3 separate regions of the Homo sapiens genome follow, and regions 1 and 3 are each linked to region 2. Evidence: chromatin loops called from intact Hi-C (ENCODE). Cell type or tissue: endothelial cell of umbilical vein. All regions are shown on one strand.

Region 1 (4,000 bases), 140 kb after region 2:
ATGCCATGACTCACCAAACCAGTTGGTCCTTAGCTGTATTTTTTGAAGCATCCTTCCCCACCATCCACTCCTCACACCCTCACCAACACAGCGAAAAATTCACATTTTGCATGAGCAATAAGGAGTTATAAATTGAATTGAATGATAAGCTTCATTAGGTTTTCCTTTTTGTTTTGTTATTTTCTTTCCTTAATCTTTCAGGTTCAGTCCCATTTTCTCATTCTTATGCACAACAACACTATCAGTAGGAATTATGAGGATCAAGGATAAATGGAGATCAAGGATAAATTATGGAGATCAAGGATAAAAATGCAAGGCAATGTTTATAATCCCCTCTGAGAGTGCATGGTCTTCTCTATAGCTATAGGTGCAACATTGGCAAAGCTTCTGAAGGGGGGAGAAAAATATGATCAGGCTTTTAAGATTACCTTTGAGGTCCTTATTGAAGAAAGCGTGTACAAGTTTTGCCAATACAATGCATTATACCTTTAAATGAAACCAATAGAGGCTGCCATTAATAACATAGCACATTCAGGCCAGGCGTGGTGGCTCATGCCTGTAATCCCAGCACTTTGGGAGGCCCAGGCAGGTGGATCACGAGGTCAGGAGATCGAGACCATCCTGGCTAACACAGTGAAAACCCATCTCTACTAAAAATACAAAAAGTTAGCAGGGCATGGTGGCAGGCGCCTATAGTCCCAGCTACTCGGGAGGCTGAGGCAGGAGAATCGCTTGAACCTGGGAGGCGGAGGTTGCAGTGAGCCAAGATCATGCCATTGTACTCCAGTCTGGGTGACAAAGTGAGACCCCATCTCAAACAAAATAAAAAATAAATTAAAAAGAAAACATAGCACCTTCAGTCAACATTGGGTTATGCCTCTCTAACACTGTAGAAGCTTAATGGGAAGTGATAAAATAAGTCTCAATTCTTACAGTAACAACAGTCTTATAAAACGACTTCATTTACAACACCTTTCACTTAACATCTCTCACCACATACCAAAAGTCATGTAACTATTCATGGTTTATAAGTAATATACAGTTATAAAGTATATTTCCCATATGTTTCATAGTTAATCTTCCATAGATAATCACAGTCGTTCTCCTAATATGACTCAGAAACACATCTTAAAGTGAAACATGCCTACAGAGCCATATAACTTCAAGAAATCCTTAAAATGTTGTTTCGACAAACAATATAACGTTACCTTTTATCAGATTCCATTTGTCTTTCCTAAATACCTCATTAATGTGTAAGTAAACCCAAAAAAAGGAGGGAAAAAAATACAGAAACAAAAAACCTGCAGTGCAATTAATCATCTTACCGTCTCCGTTCTTCATCCTTGGGGCATTTGGGAATGGCTGGCCTCCCAGGAGGTGGAGAATGTCGGGGTAATCCGACAAGGTTTCTTTTCCCAAATGAAGCCTGCTGAGCTGATGTTGGTTATTAAAAAACGAAAGTGCTTTTTGAAGTCAGCCCTAGCTAGAGTTGTTAATTCAGGTCTGTGCCGCAGCAGAGTGACAACTCACATCTTGCCGGACGCCCCAGCTGGTACGGAGGCTCAAAGGAAGGAGAAAGTGGGGTTTTGGAGATGGCTGTGTCACAGCCTCTTAGGGCTTTAATCCCTCGGCCGTGACACATCTGGGGAACTATGAACAGGAAGCTCAGAGCCAGGCAGACAGCCAGAATCACTCAGCAAACGTGCCAGACCCTTAAGAAACACCAACACCCGCCACTGCACGGTAACCTCTAAAGTTTCCCGAAGCTGGTGCTTTCCTCTCATGACTTTGTGTTGAACCTGGACAAGCCTGCTGGCTGAATCCAGCTCATTATCATGTTCCCATCATCAGAGTCTTGACTGGTCAGTCTCAGGCCTGTGGTGGCCTAAGCTTTCCCTCTCTGCCTACCTCCCAATCCTTAGAGCAATCTCCCTAGAGTCAGCCCAGGCAATGCTGCAGGACTCTTTATTCAGGTCTGCTCGTGTCCCAGATGCTGGCCCACTTCTCATGGTGGCCACCACTCCTGCCATGTGCCCTGAGAACTCTGGAAGTCTCCCTTCACCACACCCTGGAGGTGGGATGGCCACTGATCACCCCTCAGCTCAGGGAGATGAAAGCTGGAGCCTCTGGCTTCCACAAATGCAGCCAGATCCACCTAGGAGAGCTGGTGCTGCCAAGCCTCCTCTTTTTTTTTTTTTTTTTTTTTTCTGAGACAGTCTTGCTCTGTCTCCCAGGCTGGAGTGCAATGTCACAATCTCGGCTCACAGCAACCCCTGCTTCCCAGGTTCAAGTGATTCTCGTGCCTCAGCCCGAGTAGCTGGGATTATAGATGCCCGCCACCATGTCTGGCTAATTTTTGTAATTTTAGTAGAGATGGGGTTTCACCATGATGGTCAGGCTGGTCTCAAACTCCTGAACTCAGATGATCCACCCCCTTGGCCTCCCAAAGTGCTGGGGTTACAGGCATGAGCCACCGCACCTGGCCTGCCTCTTTTATTTCTCTCATAGCTCCTCCTGTGCTCTGCACTCCGATGAACATTCTCAACATGATACAGAGTCCAGCCTATCACAACGCTACTCAAAAATCTGCATCGTAGGGAGGAAGAGTCAAGCCTCCAATTCTAGCATTCAAGGTCTTCAGACATCTGGTCTCACACACTTTCCTGTCATTGTTCCCGCTACCCTTTCCAAGAGCGCTTTGTGCTCACCTGGATGGGCCGCCTGCTGACCCTAAGAGGCACTGCTCAAACCTCTGCTTCAATGCTCTGCAGCCTCAATTCTGCCACTGCCACTCCTTACCCTAGCCAATTGACACCACTCAGCACGACACAGCCCACCTCCTCTTTGCTCCTTCCCCTTCTTTCCAGTTTTCACCGCCATTTGCTCAAGCAGACCCCACTCAAGCATCCTGGGGTGATTTTCCCGACTCTGAACCTGTGCCTTCTCTCTGTGATGATAACGGAGATAGCAGAAGTGAGCACTTACAGGTGCCAGGCATTCTTCAAGGAAATTTAAATTATATATTCATTTACTTATTTATTTTTAATTTTATTTTAGTTTCAGGGGTACTTGTGCAGGTCTGTTATATAGGCAAATTGTGTATTCAGGCGGCTTGGTCTACAGATTTTTTTGTAACCTAGGTAATAAGTATGGTACCCTATAGGTAGTTTCAATCCTCACCCTCCTCCCACACTCCATCCTCAAGTAGGTCCTGGTGTCTGTTTTTCCTTTCTTTGTGTCCGTATGAACTCAGTGTTTAATTCTCACTTATAAGTGAGACCATGCAGTATTTGATTTTCTGTTTCTGTGTTAGTTCTCAGAAGAATGGCCTCCAGTTGTATCCATGTTGCTGCAAAAGACATGATCTTGTTCTTTTTCATGGCTGCATAATATTCCGCGGTGTACATGTACCACATTTTCTTTATCCAGTCTACCACTGATGAACATTTAGGTTGATTCCATGTCTTTGCTATTGAGAATAGCGATGTAATGAACATCATGTCTTATGGTAGAATGATTAATATTCCTGTGGGAATATACCCAACAATGGGATGGCTGAGTCAAATGGTAGTTGTGTTTTAAGTTCTTTGAGCAATCACCAAACTGCTTTTCATAGTGGCTGAACTAATTTACATTCCCACAAGCAGAATATAAGCATTCCCTTTTCACTGCAACCTTGTTGGCATCTCTTATTTTTTGACTTTTTAGTAATAGCCATTTTGACTGGTGTGAGATGATATCTCATTATGGTTTTGACTTGCATGGAAATTTAAATTCTTTAGGCCCATTTTACAGGTGAGAAAACTGATTGAGATTATGTAAATACTTTCCCCAAGCTCCCTTAGTCAGGCAGGGGTAGAGCCCAGGTGGAGCCCAGGCTTGCATTGCTCTTCAAGTGTTACCAGGGATCCACCGCAATTTACTTGACAACAGGTCTTATCTACTCAGGAACAGTGCAAGTTCCTAGCAGCCATTGTCTCATACTTCCTGGTACCCTTTC
Region 2 (4,000 bases):
CCCCTGTGTTATGGCCTGTTAAGTTTTTAGGATCCATCCAACTGGATGGAAGCAATGGCACCATCCACCCCTAGGGAGGCCTGCTTGAGAACGTGCCCTACTGAGAATCACCAGCAGCAGAGAAGGTACAATGGATAAACATACAAGACAGGGGACTAGTGGGGCTGGGAATTGCACAGCCACACCTTGAAACAGAGAAGTGTATTACTAGGTCCTTCAAGACCAAAAACATCCCATCACAGCTTCTTGATCATTTCTTTTGAAATGCACAAAAAATATATAAAACAAGAAATTCCCCAGTGTCATTACCAAACTAGGAACTCAGGCTTGAGCCTGGGACACCTTAGAATAGGTTTTGCTTTCTGACATCTTCAGCCAGCATTGGTGGGAGTCACAACTGGTACAAGCTTTCTGGAGGGAAATTTGGAAGAATGCATCAAATGATCAGATATAAATAGATCTATTTAAAAGATAAATTCTTCTATTTCCAGTAATTTATCTAAGGCAAATGATCAGATGAATGCACTTTGTTTGTAAAAGTAACAAATAGAACAAACCTAAACATCCATGTGATGGTTTACCTTATATGTCAACTTGCCTGGGCTGAAGGATGCCCAGATTAAACATTATTTATGGACGTGTCTGTAAGGGTGTTTCAGCGGAGATTAGCGCAGGAATCAATGGACTCAGTAAGACAGTGAGCCTTCCCCAGAGCAGGTGGGCATCATCCAAATCCCTTCAAGGCCTGAATAGAACAAAAAGCAGAAGAAGGAGGAATTCTTCTCCACCCCTTTTCAAGATCTGCCTCACTCACTGCTTGAGCTGAACCATCTCATCTTCTGCCTTCAGACCGGGATTTATATCATCAGCGCCACTGGTTCTCAGGGTGTTGGACTCCAACTAAAGAAATATTTCACTGGCCTTCCTGGGTCTCCAGCCCACAGAGAGTGGATTGTGGGCCTTCTCAGCCTCCATGATCATGGGAGACAGTTCTTAATTTTGTATATATATAAAAGTCATATTGATTCTGTTTCTCTAGAAAACCCTGACTAACGCAATTCATAAATCTAAGATTGGTATTGCAAGATCAAATCTATGTGAATATTCATATATACACCAAAAGGATAATGAATATTTTTATAACTTCCTGTTTTCATAAATTTACCCAATGAGCAAATAATCAGGGAGGAAAAAGCTGTTTATATTTTGAAAGCAAAACAAAAATCTCCATCCTTAGTTTCATCCGGCTCTTCAGAATAGCCAGGATGTCTTATTTCACAGCAGACTTGCGTAAGTGTCTGAGGGTTGCGAGTTTCTTTGTTTTTAAAAATTTTTTTAACTGCTCTATGTTTTCATGAATGAACTTCACTCATGGGCAGTCTTGTTTCACAAACTCATGTCCTCCACCACTCCCTGCACTGGATTATTTTGAAGTAAATCCGAGACATCATAGTATTTCATTCACAAATGTTTCAGTATGTCACCTCTAACACATAAGATGCTTTTAGAAACATAACAATGCTACCATTATCATGCCTAACAATTTAAAAGGAATGCTGTAACATCGTGAAATACCCAGCCGGTGATACACTTCCCTGGGGCCATGTCTAACAACTGTGTTACCCCTGGGTGGGTTATCTAATCTCTTACACACTTACTTTCTTCATTTTAAAATGGAGAGGATATAGGATAATTGACTGTTAATGAGATAATGTACTTAAAGAGCTTAGCTTAGGGTCTGTCTGGCACATGGTAAATGCCCCCCTACCTGGCGGCATCAGATCATTTGTGATGTTACACACATTTTCCGTTCACCGGGCTTTTGTACGAATTAATCCTTACTTTGTAAATGTCCTGTTCATATTCTCTGGCCCTTTTTGTAGTGGGCAATAAGGATACCAACATTGTATTATCCCTTTTTTACAGAGGAAGAAACTGGGGCACAGGGTTTTTGACTTGCAAGAGGGATTTAGCTAGCATACTCCCTCAGCAAGTGGTTGAGTTGTGACTGGAGTCCAGGGGCCCGACGCCAGGGCCACCTCTCTGAAATCCCTATGACCGCAGTCCCCTCTTGCGAGCACATAGTAAACAGGGCCTGCTGATCCCCACTCACCACCCTTGGACAGACTGCGACAGTCTCAGAAGCCCAAGAGTTAGGAACACATTCGAAAATGGCACTATCTCCACCTTCTCAGCAGCCGAAAAAGAAGAAAGATATCCTTGGCCTTAAGTTGGAGAGCCCCGAGAAGGTAATGTGTGCACCCCGGGATGCCCGCCCACCTGTAAGTCTCCATTCTGGCCGCCTAGGTAGGTTGCGGCAGCCTGAACGGGGCTCTGTGAGCTTCGGGCTGGACAGCGGTTCCTCAGCAGCCACTAGAGGGCGCAATGGCGCCGTAGGCAGGCACCGAAGTCCTTGTTTGCCGAGCTCAGGCGTGACCTTGTTTGTCCTGTGTCTCAAGAGAGGAAATGTTCATCTCTTTCTCAAGGTCCTTCACCCAGTGAGCTGCTTTCTTTTCCTCTTGATGTCATCCTTTTACACAGGCAGGAAATTATGTTCACTTCTACTATCCTGTGGTCATTTAAAACCACAAACAAAGCTGATTGACCAGGAAGTCAGATAATTAAAAGAGCCATAAGTTCTTGATAAAGCCTTGTTGATTGAAGAAAGCAAAGTAGCCAAAGTATCGTGATTGACAGGGGGACCAGCAGCCTGAGAGGCTGAGCTCTCCAGATTGCAGTGGAAAGGCATAAGTTGGTTATTAAAACAAGTTGGCGAGCTGTGACCAGCATTTTGAAAAATTGAGCTAGACTTGAACAAAATAGAACAAATAACATAGAACAGAGCTTTTTCCATTCCGTGTGTGCATACTGAGTTGCTTACTAAATTATGTTTCTCACTGTACTTCAAAGTTTTAAAAATATGAAAGCCTTGACCGGGCTCGGTGGCTCATGCTTGTAATCCCAGCCTCGGTGACAAAAGCGAAACTCTGTCTCAAAAAAAAAAAAAAAAAAAAAAAAAAAGGAGGAGAAGAAGAAATTTGGAGAAATGAGGCCATCAGAGAGGATGAGAGGACGAAAATATTCATCAGGACATAAAGCTTTGGTGGCTGTCAGACTGAGAAACAGTCCATCTACTAAGTGTGGGGAAAAAAAGCTATTGTGCATGACCCTCATGTTTCTCTATAGCCTCAATCACAGGTTGGGTTTTGCCCAACTTTTCAGTGGACCACACCACGAAGGTAGTGGATTTAAGGTGAAAAATATTTGAATGTTGACAAGCTAATTGTCAGATGATTTTAGCAGAAATCAGTTTTCATTATTTAAACTGATAAGAAAATGTTTGTGATTTTGACAGGCATGGTAAACAAACAAAATTGTGATTTATGTTGCTCAAATGAGAATAAAATTTATTTCACAAATTACTGATATTTTTAACATTTACAGTTTAATTGTTCATTGTGGAAAAACAGAGAAAAGGGCATACGCTGTCCAAGCACAGGCTTCCATGTGGGCTCAGCCCACCATGACATGGGGATGAATCCCAACTCTCACCCACCATGACAGGTGATCCCCCCAGCTCTCACCCACCATGACAGGTGATCCCCCAAGATCTCACCCACCATGACATGGTGATTCCCCCAGCTCTCATCCACCATGACGTGGGGATACCCCCCAGATCTCGCCCACCATGACATGGGGATGCTCCCAGCTCTCACCCACCATGATGTAGGGATACCCCCAGCTCTCACCCACTATGACCATGTGGATGACCACCCGCCCTCACCCACCATGACACAGGGATACCCCCAGATCTCACCCACCATGACATGGGGATGCTCCGAGCTCTCACCCACCATGACTTGGGGATGCCTCCCCCGACCAGCCCTCACCCTCCATGACCATGGGGATAACCCCCAGCTCTCACCCTCCATGACCACGGGGATGGCCCCAGCTCTCACCCACCATGACATGGGGATGGCCCCAGTTCTTATCCCATCCT
Region 3 (4,000 bases), 200 kb before region 2:
CCTAGAAAATGTAATCGCTGTCATCATTATTACTATTCTTTAGGAAAACTCCTCCCCTCTCAAGTGAAAGCAGTTTCATGCCTCCTGGGCAACCTTCTGGGCTTACCTCCTCTCTTTTCTTTCAGTTGGACGGACTGGGTTGTGTTTCCAATGGAGTTCTGGACAAAGCAAACAAACTTCCTGCGAAGATCACGCTGAGTGACTTTTTCCAAGATGATATTACGCTCAATGATTTCATCCTTTAAAGTGGATTTAATACTGAGAAAGGAGAAAAAATACCACTCCATTCAGTAACATACATTGACACCCATTTGCAGCATTTGGAACACGTATAAGCAGCCAACAGTTTGGCTTTTAGAGAACTGTGAGATCAATAGTATAAGATACCACGAGAATGTAAGATGGTCAAAAAGGGCTCATTCTTGATTCAATTATTGACTCTTCTAAGCATTCACGCTAAGACATTATTTATTTGTGAGACTCATCTGACCTTCCTTACTCTTAAGAATTCCCCTTGAGAATAGATAATAACAATACCTTAAGAAAAATATTTAAAATGACCAACTCCTACTGAAGGTTTACTATGTATCAGTCCCTCTTCTGTGCACAAAATATGGACTCTAATGTCCTCCATTCCTCACCTCCCAGGAACCCTAGAGTATAATAGGATCATAATGGCCTTGGCCAGTGACAAGGACAAGGCAAAGAAGGTGGGTGAGTAGCCCCAGACCACACTGCAGGGAATGGGCAGCTTGATTCCTGGGCTTGTGCCACGCTGCTCCACCCAGGAAGTTGGGAGTCTTGGCATTTATTCACAATTTGAGTTCTCTGAAGTTACCAATCTACAATCCATCTTTGTGTTAAGAAATCTTGTGTATGTGAATGATGTTTTAGGCTGTGTTGCTCTGAGACCACGATGCCAGCTCCTATTCACTGAGTGCTTCCTACCTGTCACACATTGTGATAGGCATAACACCTCTGCTGTAACCACGCCTCCCAGTGAGCTTGCAAAGTGCAGGCTATTATCCATAGATTATCAATGGGTGATGGAGGCTCACCGGGGCTAAGGGTCATGTTGACATCAGATAGAAAATGGGTTTAAACCCAAGGGTGGGTGATGTCAAAACATACCCTCTTGACTACACTCTCCTACTGTGAACTCTAATGCAATATCAGCTTAAGATGGGCCCCAATGACCTTCCTGATCTTAGAAATTCTTGCTAAATTTTATTGTTGTGACCAAAATCTGTTCTGTACTTTTTTGTAATGATGTATACTTTTCAAAATGATATTGCATTTTCTTATTGATATCTGTTAAGTATCAGAAGAAGGTACTTAATGCATAGACTCTTACTCTGGGTCACATCTTCGAAAAATCAGGGAATGCATCCTTTGGAGACACATCTGATTGGACATCACTGGATCCAGGCCCTTTGATCCTTCTGGGGACTGGAGATCAACTTTTTTTGTGATTGGATAGCTCCAAATATCTAGGGTTTTCTACTGGCCAAAATATCTCACCAGTAAATTCAAACCACTGATCCGGGTTCTGTGCTCCAGAGAGCAACAAACCAAGTCAAATTTCTCAAACAATGTAATAGCTCCCAAGGATTTCAAGACAGAGAGCCCTCCTCTGAGCCTCTTTTTCGGGGTTAAGTTGCTTCAGGTATTCCTCACTTCACATATTTTTTGTCAGACTTATTATTATGATGCCATTTCCCCTGGAGGTTTTCTAGACTGTTCATTACCCCACACATCTGGATCCCTGTACCCCCACACTCTCTGAACGGGTGGCACCGGTGAAAAGCAGAGTGAGGGTAAGCAGCATTTCCTCCCATTTCTTGGACATATTACTTATCTCCAAGCAGTCTGGGTCAGTACAACTGTCTGCTCAATAGCTTGACTTTGAGAGCAGCCACGTCAAACTGTTCCTACAAATTGAGGTTTAAAACAACTTAAATATTTCATTCAACGGCCGTTTGCACTTTGCATTTTTGTGCTTTTATTTTCACCACTAGTCGGTGCTGGTGGCTACACCATCAACTGTATACTTTAGGCATTTCTAAAGGTAGAAGTATCTCTTCTGAATTGCAGAGAACAGAATCCGTGAGTTTTTTTCTTACCTTTTCGCCTCAGGTACTGAGACTTCCCACTCTAGGTCAGAATCTTTGATGTACCATTTTATGACAGGGTTAAAGACCCTTTCAAAGCCAAATCGTGCTTTGCAGCTAATAGTTAAAGGCTTTCCTGAAAATGAAGAGGCCAGAGAAAACAAGAAGGAAGCTGGTGAGAATACTTTGTCCTACATCTGGGAGGAAGACGTCGCCAGAAGCTGTCTCCTGATGCAATCAGGTTTGCAGGTAGAATATGTGTGCCAGAAATAATGAAACGTCTACACAGCTCTCATTCAGAAATGCATAAAACCAGGTACATTTTTTCTAATGGGCAATCCTTCTATCTCAACCATATGACTATATGTTCTTAAAATGAAGATGAGCATGATTATATCACTAAGGGTCCTTATGTGGATTGAGGGAGACACTAAGAAAACTAAGAAAATGAGGAGTTTCTGAGATCAGCCCGGTCTTCTGCACTACTGTTGAAGTACAAGGTGTGTCCATAAAGAAAATTTTACTATCCAATATTTGTTTATTAAGTAAAAATCATAAAGTTATTGTAGCACGTGGTTTAAATAAAAAAATTATTTCGATATTAAGCAATTTTTCTGAACAATTCACTATGGATGGGCATGCATATTATGAGACTAACTTTTTTCTACCCATTTTTTTCCATGAGGAATATTCACATATGCTCTGCCTCAAATCTAATATTTAACCATGAAATGACTAGGAGCTCCATTTGAATACTCATCTTTGCACCTTAACGTTTTTCCACTGGTAATACCTTATAATTCACTAATACATATGTAACTTGACTATATGAATTAATCTAATTTTTTCCTCCTTCTTTCCTCCTTCCTTCCATTCCTGTGACGTTGAGCACATAGTTAGTGCTATTTCTAGAGTCAGAACACACCACTCCTGCCATCTAGTGATCTTATATCATAACATGTATTTTTATGTTTCTTTCTAAAATAATAAATGTTTTAGTAGCATTTTAGAAAGTATAATAATAATAAAAAAATTTATATTATTAAAAGAAAAACAGCATTTTATTTTTAATACAGCAATTCTTATTTGTCTGTGTAGAAAGACATAGATATTATTGAAGTTGACAAAATAAAAGGAGACCCACAGGGAAGTCAATTTCTCCTCAACCCCAAAGAAGACACTACTTTGGAATACAAATTGTTTGGGCAGGGGTTGTAGAATTCTACTACAGTTCTCTTAAATGCCAGATTAAATGTCATATTCATAAGAGTTAATGTTACTCAGGTTGGCGAATTTGTAGTCATAACTGATAGACCTAACCAACATGTACGAAACCACCTGTTCCTGGGGAAGTTAAGGAAGAATAAAATCTATTGATCAGGTTTCATGCTCCAGCCACTTAACATACATTGTCCCATTATTTCTCAGTATAATTTTTTTTTTTCTTTGAGATGGAATCTTGCTCTGCCACCCAGGATGGAGTGCAATGGCTCGATCTCGGCTCACTGTAACCTCCGCCTCCCAGGTTCAGGTGATTCTCCTGCCTTGTCATCCTGAGTAGCTGGGATTACAGGCACCCACACCCACGCCCGGCTAATTTTTGTAGTTTTAGTAGAGATGGGGTTTCACCATGTTGGCCAGGCTGGTCTCAAACTCCTGACCTCAAGTGATCTACCCACCTCAGCCTCCCAAAGTGCTGGGATTACAGGCATAAGCCACCATGCCCGGCCTGCAATATAATCTTTTAGGGTCAGTTTTATGATAGCTATTTGCGGATTTAAGTACTGAGGCTTAAAGGATGAAGTAACTGTGCAAAGTCACAAAACTAGTCAATGGCTGAGTTAAGATTCACACCCAATTCTGTTTGACTGGAAATCCCAATGCTGTTT

The links. Peaks named below come from ENCODE experiments on the same cell type or tissue, not always from the same donor. Only the 100,000 strongest peaks of a DNase experiment are listed, where the experiment ranks them.
Region 1: it touches region 2 in a loop (2.6-fold over the local background); 2 of 110 quality-filtered maps call a loop at or near these places.
Region 3: a loop joins it to region 2, with 5 times the contacts of the local background. A loop is called at or near these places in 63 of 110 quality-filtered maps.

The regions. Positions count from the first base shown.
Region 1 is chr2:102,102,198-102,106,197 of GRCh38, reverse strand. It overlaps a transcript of IL1R1 not described here. Among named protein-coding and RNA genes, the nearest start is that of IL1R1, 39 kb to the left of the region's middle. In endothelial cell of umbilical vein, no CTCF peak of the experiment used is centred here; a DNase peak (open chromatin) is centred at 1,657; H3K4me3 peaks cover 492 bases; H3K27ac peaks cover 392 bases.
Region 2 is chr2:102,239,383-102,243,382 of GRCh38, reverse strand. It overlaps IL1RL2 (interleukin 1 receptor like 2), which reads right to left. Exons shown (of 12, transcript NM_003854.4): 12 at 3,381-4,000. Among named protein-coding and RNA genes, the nearest start is that of IL1RL2, 54 kb to the right of the region's middle. RefSeq lists a silencer at 2,321-2,380 and an enhancer at 2,320-2,614. In endothelial cell of umbilical vein, a CTCF peak has its summit at 2,376 (motif pointing right); a DNase peak (open chromatin) is centred at 2,512; H3K27ac peaks cover 290 bases.
Region 3 is chr2:102,441,447-102,445,446 of GRCh38, reverse strand. It overlaps IL18RAP (interleukin 18 receptor accessory protein), which reads right to left. Exons shown (of 10, transcript NM_001393487.1): 6 at 2,124-2,247; 7 at 107-258. Among named protein-coding and RNA genes, the nearest start is that of MIR4772, 11 kb to the right of the region's middle. In endothelial cell of umbilical vein, a CTCF peak has its summit at 2,012; a DNase peak (open chromatin) is centred at 2,026.